Regions from separate parts of the Mus musculus genome. Here region 2 is linked to region 1. The links are chromatin loops, found by intact Hi-C in ENCODE. Cell type or tissue: heart. All regions are shown on one strand.

The links. Peaks named below come from ENCODE experiments on the same cell type or tissue, not always from the same donor. Only the 100,000 strongest peaks of a DNase experiment are listed, where the experiment ranks them.
Region 2: it touches region 1 in a loop (2.7-fold over the local background); 2 of 42 quality-filtered maps call a loop at or near these places.

What each region holds. Positions count from the first base shown.
Region 1 is chr7:133,310,944-133,318,943 of GRCm38, forward strand. No RefSeq gene overlaps it. Among named protein-coding and RNA genes, the nearest start is that of Gm35567, 99 kb to the left of the region's middle. In heart, no CTCF peak of the experiment used is centred here; no DNase peak of the experiment used is centred here; H3K4me3 peaks cover 536 bases; H3K27ac peaks cover 1,209 bases.
Region 2 is chr7:133,015,731-133,023,730 of GRCm38, forward strand. It overlaps a transcript of Ctbp2 not described here. Among named protein-coding and RNA genes, the nearest start is that of Ctbp2, 4.5 kb to the left of the region's middle. In heart, no CTCF peak of the experiment used is centred here; DNase peaks (open chromatin) are centred at 128, 3,431 and 4,091; H3K27ac peaks cover 1,004 bases.

The DNA.
Region 1 (8,000 bases):
CCTTTAAAACTCTGATTGTCGCAAGTATTTTTTTTTTCTTACTTGCCCAGATGAGGTAGCTATTGTACAGGATGCCAGTGGGATCCATGCATGTCTGAGTTGAGACTTCAAGATGTGTGAATCATCTGGCAAATAGAAGATGTTCATTTCACGCTAGCTTGTTTTCTCTTCCCTTATTAACATCCTTTTCGGCAGGTCTCACTAGGTAAACCTGGCTGGCCTGGGGCTTGTAGTCTTCCTCTTTCTCCCGGCTTTGTCATTGGTGTGTGTGTGTGTGTGTGTGTGTGTGTGTGTGTGTGTGTGTGTGTGTGATCTACCATGTCCAACCCTCTCTCTTCTCTTGATGCATTTCCTCTGGAATGATTGGAATGTAGCTCATTGTTATTCATCTCATTATAAACTAGATTTTTGTCTTCGGAACTCTTTGGAGGGACCTGACATCTCCTGTCTCTTACCTCGGCCGTCTTCATAATAGATGTCTAGATTTCCTTTTTAAAAATATATTACTGAGAGCATATCAGATCTGACAATCTAAATGAGACAATTTTGATTTTATTCTAATTTGTGAAGTCATTTAAAGATGTTGATCACCTAAGAACGCTGTGCTGGTGTCTCTGAGGACACGCCTACCGGCTCCCTATCAGTGCAGCATACCAAGGCTGTGGTACTTAGTCACTGCAGGGGGCAGAGCTGCATTTAATAGCATAGCACTGGGCCCAAGGTAGACACTTAAGAAGCAATCACTGAGTTTACTGAGGAGGGGCAAAATATGGGCTTGTTTTTATTGATGGGAGAATGGAAAAACACAGAGCCTTTTTAAGACATGAAAGATGTTCGTGTCAACATGAGCAATGTGTTCTTACCTGAACCAAATGTGCAAAGCAGCTCTTTGGAGGCAAAAACAAAAGGTTATTTTGAAGGCAATCAATTTTGCTTAATTTTAACATGGCCCCATCTATGCCAAGCAATTAGAGCTTTCTCAGTCGTGTAGCAAATTCGATATGGCAAAAATATTTGGCAAATGCTGGTTTTAGAAGTTAGATGTTGTGCCAAGCTTGCTAAATGATCTAGATGTGACTTTTAAGACACCCGACTGCTTTACAGTTGTTTCCATGGGTCCAAATAAAGATGGCTCACCAAAGAAAGATAGTTTTTGATGGGAAAGGAAGGTGTATAAGATTTGAAGATAATGTCAAATGTTAAAGGAAAAGGAATAATTAAGGCATTTTAAAGCAGATACGTTGGATATATGTATGTGTATATATATATACATATATAATGACTCCCTTGAGGAATCTACGTTTTTCCTTTGCACTAGGCCCCAGCTCCTCTGTGCTAAGAATATTACCTTCACGGACGACGCAGATGTTTGTGAGGGTCTATGAGCCTTAAGATTCTGTTTTCCTTTGACTTTGCTTTTCCCCATTAGAGACGCTCTGTTAAGGCAATTATATGATTTTGCAGAACCATGGTTTACAGGAAGGAGGACAGTAAGGCTCTTACCTCTGACCGATGCACAGACCAATTCTTACCCAGATCACAATCCTCAAGGGACTCCCCAGATACCATCTTCTGCAAGGGAGGCAGAGAGATGCCAGTGCCTAAGAGATGGCATTGGTGCTTCGTGGGGGTTGGGGGTGTTGGTTGGGGGTTGGGGGTGTGTGTGCACTGCACTCCTTGCTGAAAAGCCTGCTGTGGAGGTTGCTGGAAGGGAAACCCGTCAGCAGCTCTCTCTCGTCTCCTGATAAGGTTACACTGAATGGGGCTGGCATCCTTCAAGGTTACTGTTTCAGAAAATATTTGCAAATAATTTGATGTGCTGTCAGCTAGCAGGCTGCAGTGAATCTTTGTAATTCAACATACTAATGTGGGTTTTCATGCCTTAAGCTATAAATAAGTAGGCAATGCAAAAGTTTCTGTAATGTTTATTTAATAACAGTATTTTAAAAAAATAAATCTTGATTATTCCATTGCGCTCCAATGGAACTCTTCCACTCCGCTAGTTGCCTGTGACCCCGGGCTGTTCTTGCCTTCCTTCGTCTCATTTGATATCGCTAAAGAACACGCTTGTTTTTCCTTTCAGGCCTTGAGAAGTGGCATTCGGATGCCTCTGCCTACATGCACCCATCCAAGTCTCTGCTTGTTAAAAGACTAAACTCAATTCAAGTCTTAGAAATCTCAGCAGGGTGGCAAGGGCTGGGGACTGGGGACAATAGGAAGATGCTACAGCCTGTCCTGGATTTAGCCCAGCTGGAGCACCAGGCTTGGAAAAGTCTGGCCCTGACACAAAGCAGCGCTCACAGCTTCAGTTTTTAAGAGAACCCAGAGAGAATTACAGTCAGTTTGTGGATCTACAGAGATGGATGCTGAAGACATCCGCAGCGCGGCACAAGCCAGAGCGGCAGGCAGCAGGCTCACTGACTGGGAGGCATGAAGAGCCAGAGTCACCACTGCAGGACAAGTCACATGGATGGTTTTCCTGCTGATATTTTTCTGGAAGGAAGTCATTTCAACTGTGGCTCCCCTGAGCTAGTGAGCCTTGAAGGACAGCTCTAGGGAGTTCTTGAAGCTGGGGTCAGCCAGCAGTTCTGAAGACAGAGTCAGTGGGTGGACTGGTTTGTTTCCCTTGGTTGTGATAAACACCATGGCCAAAGGCAGCTTGGGGAGGGCAGGGGAGGGAAGGGGAGGGGAGGGCAGGACAGGGGAGGACAGGGGAGGGGAGGGGAGGGGAGGGCTTATTTGGCTCACAGGTTAGAGTCCATCTCCTAGGGAAGCCAAAGCTGGAACCTGGAGGCAGGAGCTGAAGCAGACACTAGGGGAATAGGGCTTACAAGCTTGCCTTCTATGGTCCCTCAGTCTGCTTTATACCACCTGCTCAGGGACGGCACTACCCACAGTGGGCTGGGCTGTCTCATGGCAATCAATCAAGTAAATAACACGCCCACGAGACACACCCACGGGCCCGATGTGAGGGAGGCAGCTTCTCAACTTACATTCACTTTTCTCAGTTGACTCTTAGGAGATGGACTCTAACCTGTGAGCCAAATAAGCCCTCCCCTCCCCTCCCCTCCCCTGCCCTCCCCTGTCCTCCCCTCCCCTCCCCTGCCCTCCCCTCCCCTCCCCTGCCCTCCCCTCCCCTCCCCTGCCCTCCCCAAGGTTATATCAAGTTTGTCAGCCACAAGCAGCACAGAGGACACGAAGACATCCATCCTCGCGAGACTGCCATTCTGAGGACCTGTGATCACAACCCATCCCCTGAGGTCACTGTGCTAGTTCTAAGGATTTGGCATCTGGATGAAGGATTGGTAACTGTCCAGACCTGCTTTAATTGACAGACACACATCCTGGTTCACACACTCATCCCTAGCAGAGAAAGGGGGATTCTGAGGTGTTGTGGGAGAGGAGGCCGGGGCACCTTTTGGTTCCATTATATTCCTCAGGGTGAAACTAAGTCTGGCCTTTGGGTGACATTGACAGAGGCATCGATGTCCTGAGATACCCGGACCAAGCCCCTACTATCTGCCTCCTCAGGAAAAAGGCTTCTAGTCTTGCTCTATCGTCCTTTTAAACATAGGTGTATTAACTATTTAAATGATGCCCTTTGGCACCAGGCGCATTTTTAAAATGTATTTTTTTATTAGTTTTTTTCTTTGACAATATCATACTGTGTATAATACATTCTGGCCACTCTCATACCCCATCCTCTTTATCTCCCTCCCACCGCTGTCACTCACTCCCTGTAGCAGTACTTTTTGGCTACTTTATTGGGTTTTTCTATCTATCACCCTTCTCCACTCCAATCTCTCTAACCTCCCAACACTAGGAGAGAAAGAAAGTTAAAGGGAAAGTGGGCATTGATCTTGTTAGACTACTTTCTGCTGATTAGGGGCATTGAGTTCCTTGGGGCGAGTTCATAGTTAGGATATCTCTAGCCAGCAACCAATAACCAGCAATCCAGCAATCCAGCAACAGCCGCCACCTCTCTCAGGGTACTGGCATTTATACCTTCTCAAGAGTCCCCAGAATTCCAAACATAAACTACTTTCAGCTGGCAGAATCACGCCCCTGCTAGAGCATCAGACCAACCATAATCAGCTGCTATGGATAACCTGAAGCAGCCCCATATCCCACACCACGGGATTAAAACAGAAAACATAGTCCCATAACCTAAGTGGCTTTTAAAAGAAACCAAAATTCTCCCTACACTCTCCTCTTCTCTACAGGTCTTTTTTCTTACATTCATGTCTCTTGTTTTGTGACCCCCTTGAGTTTAACCTGGCTGTCTGTGTGACCTTAGGTTTGGAGCACTCACCTGCAGGCATACCACCAAAGATAATGAAATCTCCTTCCTCAGAATCCATTAGTTGACAATAGCTCAACAGATTAGGGTAGAGTTCGGTGAGCTCCTCCCCAGTCCATAATTGACAAGCAACTGAACCAGTCACGTGCAGGACAGTGGATGCAACCTCGGCTCATATGGGGATCGGGATTGTAATAGCTGTGTCAAACCCAGTGTTGAAGGCCAGGTCTCTCCAAGGCTTTCTCAGAGGCCCTAATTAAAGGTCAAAGGGAACACTAATTTGGTTTCCTTGCCCCGGGGTGGGGGTGGGGGTGGGGGAGACTTGGCAATGTCCTGTCTATGGCTGGGGCCCTGGGAACCTGACCTTTCCCCCACTGAAGGGCCGAGTTATCAGTCCTGAGGCTGCTGAGCTCTAGGTCTGTGAAGCACTTGAGATAATCCTGTGTTCCTTTTGTGCAGTGTTGCTTGATTAGCTTCCTGCTGACTTCATCCTGTGGCATGATGGCTTTCTGTCGCCTGCAAACCATGTGTAAGATGCCGTACTTCTTAGCAGACTTGCCTGCATAAGACATAGCAGCCCTTGTGCAACAGCCCCTGACCCCAGACTTCCTGCCCTCTGCTCCTCCCTCCAGCAACCTGTCACTGAAGAGTCACTTTCTGGCCCAGGTCAGCCCAGGGACATGGCATTTGTAGTGCCTCACTGTCCTCTGGTACAGTGATTGTTTCCGATCCTCCTTCCATGATGTTCCCTGAGCCTTATGGAACCTTATAAACGTCCTGTTTTAGGGTTATGCTCCCTCAACCTGTGACTTATTCTCAGTACTCGGAGCAGCCATGCTTCTCCATTCATCACTGTTCACTGCAAAGAGAGGCTCTAATTAAGGTTGAGAGCGGTATCAGTCTATGTATATAAACAGGTATTTGGAAAGTAATTTGGAACCAGGTCAACATAGCTATGCTCTAATAATAAATCCTCACCTAGAGATCAGGACCTCCTCAGCCATGGGCTTTAGGTTGGAGTTATAAGTACAATATATCTATCTTTAAAAAACAGCTTCCTTGAGATGTAATTCACACTGCATACAATATTCCGGTTTAAATGTTAAGTGACTCCAACACAATGCATTATTTTCTCTTTCAGAGACCTGTTCATATACTACCACGATCAATTTTAGAATATTTTCACTATTTTCCAAAGAATCTGTACAGCCCCTAACTGTCCTCCCCATTCTCAGTTTCTCTGTCCCACAGTCTCTGGCATCCCTTCTACTCTGCGTTCCTCTGTGGTTATTTCATGTAGATGGAGTCGTATAACATCTCCCTTTAGGACAGAGTCTCATATTTGGGTCAGGCTGTTGTTGAACTCACCATCCTCTTGCCCCAGGTGTACACCACCACACACAGCCTTAACACAGGCTCTTCTGTGACTGGCCTCTTCCACTTACTACAGTGTGGTCCAGACTCACCTATGCTGCAGCCAGTCTGGAAGTTCCCGCCTGCAGGGACACTGGCTCTCTCGCACATTCTGTTTTATGGAGGCCCTGGCATATAGCATATGCTACTCTCTATGTGCAGACTGCAGTTGCTGGGGAGCAGTCCTGGTTCTGGACTGGCTACCAGAAAGCCTGGGCTCCTCCCACACAGCCCCAGGCTGCACCTGAGCCTGAGCGCTGGACTGTAAACCTCAGTGTGTTGTTTAGGGTGGGGGAAATGTGAACAAAGGGTTAACATAAGCGGGTGCTTCCAGATTCTGCTGCAAGTCCAAATTTGGCAATCATCCATGGAGATGTAACCGACAATGATTTTATTTGTGTGTGTGTGTGTGTGTGTGTGTGTGTGTGTGTGTGTGTGTGTGTGTGTGTGAGAGAGAGAGAGAGAGAGAGAGAGAGAGAGAGAGAGAGAGAGTGCGTTCATGTGTGTGTATACGTGTGGCCAGAGGTCAGCATTAGAGTCTTCCTCAAATTGCTCTCTACCTTATTTTTTGAGACAGTCTCTTACTAAGCCCAGAGCTTGCCAATTTGGCTAGACTGACCGGCCACTACGCCCCAGGAATCTTCCTGTCTCCACTTCCTAGTGTTGGGATTAAAGGCACATGCCAATGGATTCTTTGATTCTCCCTTCCCCCAACTAAAACATACAGGTGAAATAAAGGCAAAACCAGTCTTCAAAGTAGGCTTGATTTTTCTGGTGGGGAGGAAAATGTAGCTATTATGTTTATATTCTACTAGGTGGAGATAGATCCACAGCTGTGATTTCTTTTTACATTTTAAATAAGTAGACTGGCTCCCCCCCCTCCTCAAGTGAAGTCATAATTGTATTTATTTTAAATTTATATCCTGTCTGCTTCAAAAAGGAATTTGAGGCAGCCAGGAAAATCACAAGCTATAAAATGAGCCAGCTCCATTTTATTCTAATAAAATAAAAGTTGGGCTCTCATCAGTAAGACAACTTCTCTTTGTGCTGTGCTGTGTGCAAATATTTGGATTACTAAAGAGAATTTATGAAGCAATTACTTTTAATGCTATAAGAGGAAATTAAGTACTCATTGATTCTTGATTTATAAGCTTGAGCCTAAGATCATGAAAAAGCAAATATAACTTAATTAAATGTCCCTTGGCTTTGCTACTATTGAGGTCTTCACTCATAAAGTTAGTAAAACAAACCATTCCTAGGACATAAACGTATATTGGCTCTTCCAGTTGGGAAGGCAAATAATTTACTGGTTAAATATATTCAGCAAAGTTAACCCAAGTGAGAGATTTTCCCAGTGTCCTTTGGGGCTTAAGGAGATAAAAGCTATTGTGGTTCTAAGGAAGTCATTGTCCTGGGAAGGATAGGCATTAACTTGCTCTAAAAAGGAGTAAACATTTTTTTTCTATTAGGAATATATATATTTTAATGTGCTAACAAAACAGACCATAGATCTGCAAAGGAAACAGTTCCTAGTATATCCACGGGCCGTGTGTTTGCAGTTATTCATGGAGACGTTAACCTGGGATAATTTAATTGAGCCTTCCAGTAATGTTGCTATTTTTCTCCTCTGAAGTGTAAGTGAGCTTTAAAAATTGGGTTCTAAAATGCAGCACTCTGGGTGATTCATAGCGAGCCAGTGAGCCGGTACGGATCCCTCTTTGTGTTCCAGGAGTTATTGACTGGAGAAGAAGGGAAGGTGAGACAGGAGGAAGAAGGCACAGGCTGTAGAAGGCAGCACTGTGCCGCAGAGCAGGACCTGGTGCACAGGGGCCTCCCTGGAGGGAAGCGCTGTGTCCCTGTGTCATTCATCTGCTAAGTAATGGGGAAGTCCTATGTGAATACACTTTGGTTTTGTTTATATTTGTGTATGTATATGTTCATGTGTGTGTACACAGGTATGTGTGTGCACATGTATGTGTGGGTGCATGTGTGTGTGTGTGTGTGTGCATGTGGAGGCCAGAAGCTGAGGCCAGTATCTTCCTTAATTAGTTTCACCTTATTGATTTAATTTATTTTATGGGCATGTATGTGCCTGAGTGTATGCATGTATTCCATGTGTATGTGAGAGACCAGAATAGGGTGTTGGGTTCCCTGGAACTGGACTTATAGACAGTTGTGAGGTGCCACGTGGATGCTGAGAACTGAACTCAAGTCCTCTGCAAGAGCAGCAAGTACTCTTACACACTGAAGTCTCACTCTAGCCCTCCTACCTTATTTTTTGATATAC
Region 2 (8,000 bases), 300 kb before region 1:
AGCCTCTGACCAGTGTCCTCTTCACTAAGTGCAAGAGAAGCAAACTGGAACTACTTAGCTGTCCATCCAGTCCTAATCCCTCTGCGAGAGACATTACATTAATCTAGCAGCACACAGCTACAACAGATCAAATGGAGAGCCCCCGGGACCGATTCCAGAATGGGAGGTATTCTGGGAGGCAGGGACTCTGTCCAACCCTGGAACCTGACTTCCAGGATTCTGGTTATAGATCAAATAGGTTATATAGCCCAAACCCAAATTCTCTCTACCTTTAAATGGTAAGATTCTTTCATACCACAGAGAAAAAGACAAAGTATGGGTTAGGACCTGGAATTCTCACTGTAAGACAACAACAGGGATTGGGCTGAGTAGTGGGTTGGCCACCAGGGAAGAAAAACAGGAACTCTTGTGTCTCCCATCTCAGTCTGTGCGGCACGTACAAAGCTCCCTCTTGACACCATTGTGTTAACAGATTTCACAAAATAAACTGAGGGGGTAATCAAGAAGTATATTTAAATGAGTTCATGTAGCTAACTGTACACAGCCACAAGACCAAAAAGTTCTCGCAACTAGACAAATGCTAGCCATTTAAAAGGAAAACAAGAAATGAAAAACAAATATGAGAAATATGGAAACTTACTTTGAGGTGGAAATTTAGATAACAGTACCATTTCTATTAAGTAGGTTTATGGTCTTTCCATCCTTTCACCATGCCCATGCCCAGTCCCCAATATCCAACACAAATTCCAGGAGAAGAGCTGTGTCACACTCCTCCCTAAAGGGTCCTGATCCAGCCAAACCAGCCTTCAAGAAGCCACAGATGTCACCTTCCCAGTGTGGCTGTGACCAAGGCTGGACCACTGTGCAATTAACCCGAACACAATTAACCCGCAAAGACTAGGGACCACCACGCTGGCACCACAGCCCCCATTCCTGACCCAATGTCATACGAGATGGAAATTTCCTGGTACTCAGAATGAAAACCCGGGAACGACAAAGCATCATTGTAAAGCCTCGGACGGCCACTCATCAACTACAGCCATACCTTCTTGGGCCAGTGTCAGGAACCTACCCACAACACACTGTGACTGATGACAGGCAGAGAGGGCCAGGTAAAGAAGGCCAAGGGGGCCAGGCATGGTGGCGCATGCCTTTAATCCCAGCACTTGGGAGGCAGAGGCAGGCGGATTTCTGAGTTCGAGGCCAGACTGGTCTACAAAGTGAGTTCCAGGACAGCCAGGGCTATACAGAGAAACCGTGTGTGTGTGTGTGTGTGTGTGTGTGTGTGTGTGTTTGGGGGGGGGGGGGTATGCCAGGACACACCCAAGCCAGGATTTACAATTCTCTGCCTCTAAGCAGGTTCATTGGGGGGGGGGGGGGGGGGCAGAAAGCACGGGAAACAGTACAGAGCCTGGGACACCATACACGCCAGCTCACTGAAGTAGATAGTAGTAGTCTGTCAGGGTCCAGGGAAGGTGAGCTGGGGAAGCTGTTTGCAGGGTTCTCTACTTGGCACTATTCAGAAGAACATCCCAGCAAGCAGACAGGTGGGGGAGGGGGGGGTGTGTGCCAGTGTGCACACACATACACTGACACAGAAAGGGTGCTAATGTCTGGGCCCAGGGGTTTTTTGAAGCAGAGCACTAAACCTCATGGAGATGAATGTGTCTCTACTGCATAACTGGCTAGCGAACACAGCTGACCAAGCAAGATGGATATCCCAGGTTATCACCCACCCTTCACAAGCAAGGGATTCAAAGTAAGACAAGGCACTCACCCAGTTGCCAGGCCAACTGGGGGGGGGGGGGGCATCAATTATATACCTGGCCACATGTGAGTATCACAGGTACTGATGACATCATACCAAATACTGAGGAATGAAGAGTCGGGATCCCGTCTGGGGTCATAGGTCATAGCAAAGCTGGGCAAAGAACTCCCAAAGCTGGGGTCACTGTGCCCTCCTGGGATGAGGAAAGGGAACCATATTTAACAAAGTAATTCTGGAAGTTTCTGGGGATCATCGGACCTGAAAGTACCAGCAATGCCCACTGAGGAGAAGACTTTGATGATGAGGTGGTATGCTCCAGTCATAGCTGGATCTGTGGCCTTCAAAGGCTGGCAACTATTCAGTCCTTCTTGGGTATTCCCCTCTCTCAAGACAAGATACAGCATTAACGCCAATGCAGGGTGTTTGTAGTGTGGACAGACATGTAGGCAAAACACCAGACCTCTCCAGACATAACTAGATCTGGGAAATGCTCTATCAATCCCCTGTGGCTCTGGGTGCCTTACCCGTTTGCTGTCAGGGGTTTTGTTAACGGCCAGGTCCACAAATCTAAATAATGTAGAATTACTAATATGAGACTAGGTCAAGAAGAACTAAGAAGCCAGCAATGACGTAGGCAGCCCCTGAGACTATGCAAAGGTGTGATCATGCAGCCAGGGAGGTGGCAGCAGATGACAGGCCCTGCTCGTTGCCCCTCTGAAGTAGAATCAGGGGGTCCAGATTCCATTCCCAGCAACCTGCTGCAGCTGGTTCTGTCTGGAAGCCAATCAAATTAACGAAGCCTCAGCTCACCAAAATATTTCGACAGATGTTTTCTCCTGTTAGACCGAAAACGCCTGTGCTTGGACTTAATCCTTCCCAAATAACCCTGGAAGTTGTTTAAAAAACCAAACCAAACCAAACCAAACAAACAACTAAACCAAACCAACTCATCACAGCATTTGAGAAAGGACTGATTTCCTGAGAAATCTCATGCTGTCTGAAAAGGGCAGGATGGGTCCAGTTTCTGAAGGCTAACGAGTTTCAGGGATATAGCCTTATCCAAAAAACAAAAACAAAAAAATCCTCTCTGGGGCTGGAGAGAGGACTCCAGCACCCACATGGCAGCTCAGAACTGTAACTCCAAGATCTGACACCCTCACCCAGACATACACCAGTGCATATGAAATAAACCCAACAAAGAGTGGACTGTGAAAAAGAACTGAGTGGCTGACACGGAGTGGCAAGTGGTGTCTGCTGGCAGCCTGTTCCCGAACTCTGCAATAGAAGGCGCAACTCGAGCTTAGGGAAGAGAACTGGCAGATGAGGGTCAAGACACCCCATGGGCAGGCCTCGAAAAATACCCCCTCCCCAAAGCACTTCACAACCAGTCAACCAGCTACAAAACTACTTTAAGCCAGAAGGGTGACTGAGAGGAATCACCTAAAAGACAAAATCAGACAGCACCATCAGTGCCAAAGCCATCCAAATGTGAAGGTCACTTGGCCCTTCTTCAGGGCCCCCTGCAGCTTCCTGCTCACCTGGTGGGATGACGCCTGTGGGTAGCTCTCAGTCTCTTGGGAGTTGCTTGGGCTTGGTGGGCAGCTGGCCCCAACCTGGGATGCTATGGAGGTACCCGAGACACGGAAGCCCTAAGCCAGGCCCCCAGTGTCGGTGCTCTTCCAACACCTAGGCCATGCACGAGACTAATGAAGCCCTGAGAATAAAGAACCTGCTGGGGGAAGTGGGGCCTCTTGTCCCTCATGGACACCAGGACAAAGTGATGGCCGTGGCCTCCCATAGCCAGCGGTGCTGCTCAGGTCAGTGGGTTACACATTGCCTTCCAGCTGAGACAGAGGCAAAAATAGGCCCTAGCTGTGCCTACCTCCTACTTTTAAACGTGGACAGGCTGTGCTTGCCTTTTCCCTTTTTCAAAATCCCAGTTTTCTTTGAAGGTAAGTGATCTAGAGTTTGTGTTGAAATGCAGCGTTCCTGCCTTTAACAACAGCAACAACAAAAAATGGCCTTTTCTCTTGTGTACCCAATGTTCTTTACTAAAGAAAGGTGTTACTTCTATAAAGCACTGGGAAAAGAGCCACAGGAAATGTGGGTGGGGCTTAAAGCACTTTTATTCAAATGGCAGGAGCACAGGAATTAAGAGCTGTGACCCAAGGTCGGCTCAGCTGTCAAGAATAAAGCTTTCACCACAAACAGGGTGTTCTCGCCACTTCTTGGCTAGAGCGTTAAGGCTGGGGAGCATATTTACCCTGCTCCAAAGAGACTCTGTGTGTGTGTGTGTGTGTGTGTGTGTGTGTGTGTGTGTGTGTTCATTCGACAGCCAGGGCATGGGCTGCAAAGCTCTTCCATGGGACCAGGAAGGATGAGTGTCCACCCTCTTTGTGGAATCTGTGCTTCTCACAGTGCCAGTGGGAAGGGAGGGAGGGAGGAACACTATGTTTTACATGTGCCTCTCTGAGGAGTAAGACACGTGGGAAGAGGGATAGTGGATGGGGAGAGCCACCACCCACAAGCACGGGCCACCTTCAAAGATTCTTTCCAGGAAGCCACAGAATCACAGTGGCACACGGGATGCTCTCGACAGACAGAAGGAGAATGAACACAGCAAAAGCTTAGCAAGAGATCCGACCACTGCTCGGGTCACATCAAACAACCGTCTGGGCAGCGTGACATAAGCCAAACTGCACTGGTCCTGCTGCACACTCTAACACCTGTAGCTTCTGAAAGGGAAGAAGGGCAATGCTCAGTGGGCCAAGTCCATCTCCTGATTCAGCAGTCCATGGGTCTATGGCTGCCTGCAGACCTACTATATAGCTAAGATGACTGTCCTGGCTCCTCCCTAGGAGATCATCGCTGTCCTAAATATGACTAAGAGGAAGGAAATGCACCAATAAGAAACCAGGCTGGGAAGATGACCGGGTGACCCTAGCCAGTACTGACTGGCAGGGTGACTGAGCTCAAGTAGTAATGGAATCAGGGCACCAGTGCCCAGAGTCTACTGGAAGTGGTGGGTGACAGCAGCAACCAAAAGAGCAAACTGGAAAAGAGCAGGGCATCCCGTGCTGGGGTCTCCAATGGTACCACACATCACTGAGCCCCAGTGGAGAAGCGAAGTGGCCCACATCAGAGATGGAACGAGCCCAGGAACAACACTTGCACCAGACCAGTGATAAAGGGAGAGTGAATTCAGCCTGGAACTTGAGTCTTCTCGCCAAGGTAAGGCCTGTCCAGGACTGGACGACACTGTGAACCTACTCCCCAGGTGCCGGGAGGCTGGACTCCCACAGGCGGAGTCAGTGCTCCTATTCTCAAATAAGACAATACAGGATTTTTATCACTTGCAGATTATGGCTCCAGCTTCCCTGTCTGAGCATTTCTTTACAATGCTGAGCATGATCTGGGACACTTGTTTGTATTGTAGAGTTTTGAGCCACGTCTAGTTGACTATTGTATATTTATTTACACAGCCAAAGTAATTGCAGCTAATCACTTAATTACTGGAAATGTGCATAATTGCCTGATCTCAACATATAATTAAAATGTACAGCAACATTATGAATCCCATTTTTAAGATGTAGGTTTGGGAGCCTCCGAAAGACGGCTTGTTGAAAATGATCAGGAGGGCCTGTGGACTGTAGGATTCAAGCCCACTCCTATGCAAACCCAAACAAATCCACAAAGGCATAATACATTCAATAAAAGAGGGACAGGCGAAACCAAACAGCATCTTGAATGTGGAAATTCAAATAAGAAAACCAAACATGACACAAACTGCTCCTTCTGTACAGGTGCTGTGTTGGGCAGGCCACAGACAGGCCACTGGAGAAGCCCCATTAGCCAACCCATGCCACCATGCCCTCCGCGGGCTTTGAGCTGATTTCTTCCACAACTCGGAAACAAACATCTAGGGGATGTTAGACCAATACAGGCACCTGCTGGGGTGCTCAGCCACCGTGGTAGGCAGATCCAACTCAGAGTGGGAAGACACTACCCGTGAAAGCACCCTGGCTTGCCTCTGCAGCACTTTCTGTGAGCTTCTTGGTGACCAAGAGGACACAGAGAAGCCACACATTTCTTTTATTCTGTGCCTATGAGAGTACTCAGGAGAAGTCTGTGATCACAACTTTTATGTAAAAGCAGTTCACAACACTTCCGTGTATTTCCTGTATTTCTTTTGCTTATCCTAACTCAGCTGATACCATGCTTGAAACTCGTTTCCACCACATTTCTAAAGAAACGCTCAAACACAATGAACTAAAATACCTACTTTATTTTTTTTCTCACACTTCAACAGCTATAGGAAAGGATTGTGTTTAGGGAGTGACTCTATCCTAGCCCATTGTAAGATGTTCATAGGCAAAGCCATAGAGGAGTACTACATACAGTTCTACAGACCCAAACCTTGGCTTAGCTCTGCAAGGCTGGAGTGACAGCAAGCCTGCTCTCTGACCCATAAATATTTGGGAAAAGCCCAACTACCCTGGCATGATCCAATACAGTATTCAAATCCTCTGGTAAGTGCAATCCACAAATGCACTGCGTCAATTATGTCAGCAAACCAGAGAGAAGAAAGGCATACATCAGAGAGAAAGCAGGTTCAATCTAGGGATGAACAGCCCGTGTTATCAAAGGCTGTTCTGTAATTATTCCATACAACGTACTCAAGGATTGTCTGAGAGCAGGCATCAAGAAAGCCAGCGGAGAACAAATTACAGATATCAAAAAGGGTCAATTACAAAAGCACATTAAAATCTGGCTTTTAAGTAAGCCTCAAAGATTTTATTATTCCAGATGATTTGGATGGAGTCCCAAAGACTTTGGCTGCCTCTTCAACATGGAGCAGAGATGTACTCTGGCTATGTATATGTGAGTGACGGTTCACATTCCACGTCAAGGTAGAGAGAAAGATGGGGCTTCATTCAGGTCGTGGTCCCTGGCATTAACTCAGAGGGGAACACGCAAGCATCCCCTAAAGAGACTAGGAAGAGGCTGAGTGGGCTTCAGTGGAAAGTTCTGGAGACGAATCCTCACAGGGGCGAAGCTAAAATTTCATCTGGTCAGCTCCTATGGCACTGAGAGAAGCTCACCCAACTCTGCCAAGGGATCCCAGAAACAGGGATGGATGGGCACCGGGTAGCAGGTGTTCGACGAGAGAGGCTTAAGGGATGGTTAGCACTATCAAGACCAGCAGAAGGCAGCTCTCCAAAACTCAGGGTGAAAGGCTTGCTACAGAATGTAGGAGACATGTGCATTTAATCAATTAAAAACAAAACCAAAGCTGGATATGGTGGTAGCACTCACCAATTAACCCAGTACTAAAGAAACTGAGACGAGAGGATTGGTCAAGGACAGCCTAGTATACACAGCAAAACCTCATTGCAAAAAATAGCACTGACTGCTCTTCCGAAGGTCCTGAGTTCAAATCCCAGCAACCACCTGTAAAAGTGATCTGACACCTTCTTCTGGTGCATCTGAAGACAGCTACAGTGTACTTATTTATAATAGTAAATAAATTGTTGAGCCAGAGCAAGCAGGGAATAAGCGAGCGGTGTTGACCGGAGAAAGCGGGGTTGAGCGGAGCAAGCAGAGATGAAGTCTTAAAATTCAATTCCCAACAACCATAAGAAGGCTCACAACCATCTGTATAGTTACAGTGTACTCTTATACATAAACATGTAGCCGGGCGGTGGTGGCACACGCCTTTAATCCCAGCACTTGGGAGGCAGAGGCAGGTGGATTTCTGAGTTCAAGGCCAGCCTGGTCTACAGAGTGAGTTCCAGGACAGCCAGGACTACACAGAGAAATCCTGTCTCGAAAAACTAAAAAAAATAAAAATAAATAAATATATAATAAACCTTTTTTAAAAATAGCAAAGTGCTGGGCAGTAGTGGCACACGGCTTTAATCCCAGCACTGGGGAGGCAAAGGCAGGCAGATTTCTGAGCCAGGTCTACAGAGTGAGTTCCAGGACAGCCAGGACTATACAGAGAAACCCTATCTCAGAAAAACAAAAGAAAAAAAGAAAAAAGCAAACCAACTATTCCACCTACCAAACATCCTCCAGGACGGAATATTGCAGCAAAGGGCAGAACAGGCTATCTTATCTGGAAGTCTAAGTTCAACAGGCACGGTGAGAATGCACAGCTATGTGGTAGGTGTACAACGCCTTCAGTCTAAACAGCAAAATCTACAGAGAGCAGAGCTCTCAGAACGGCTAA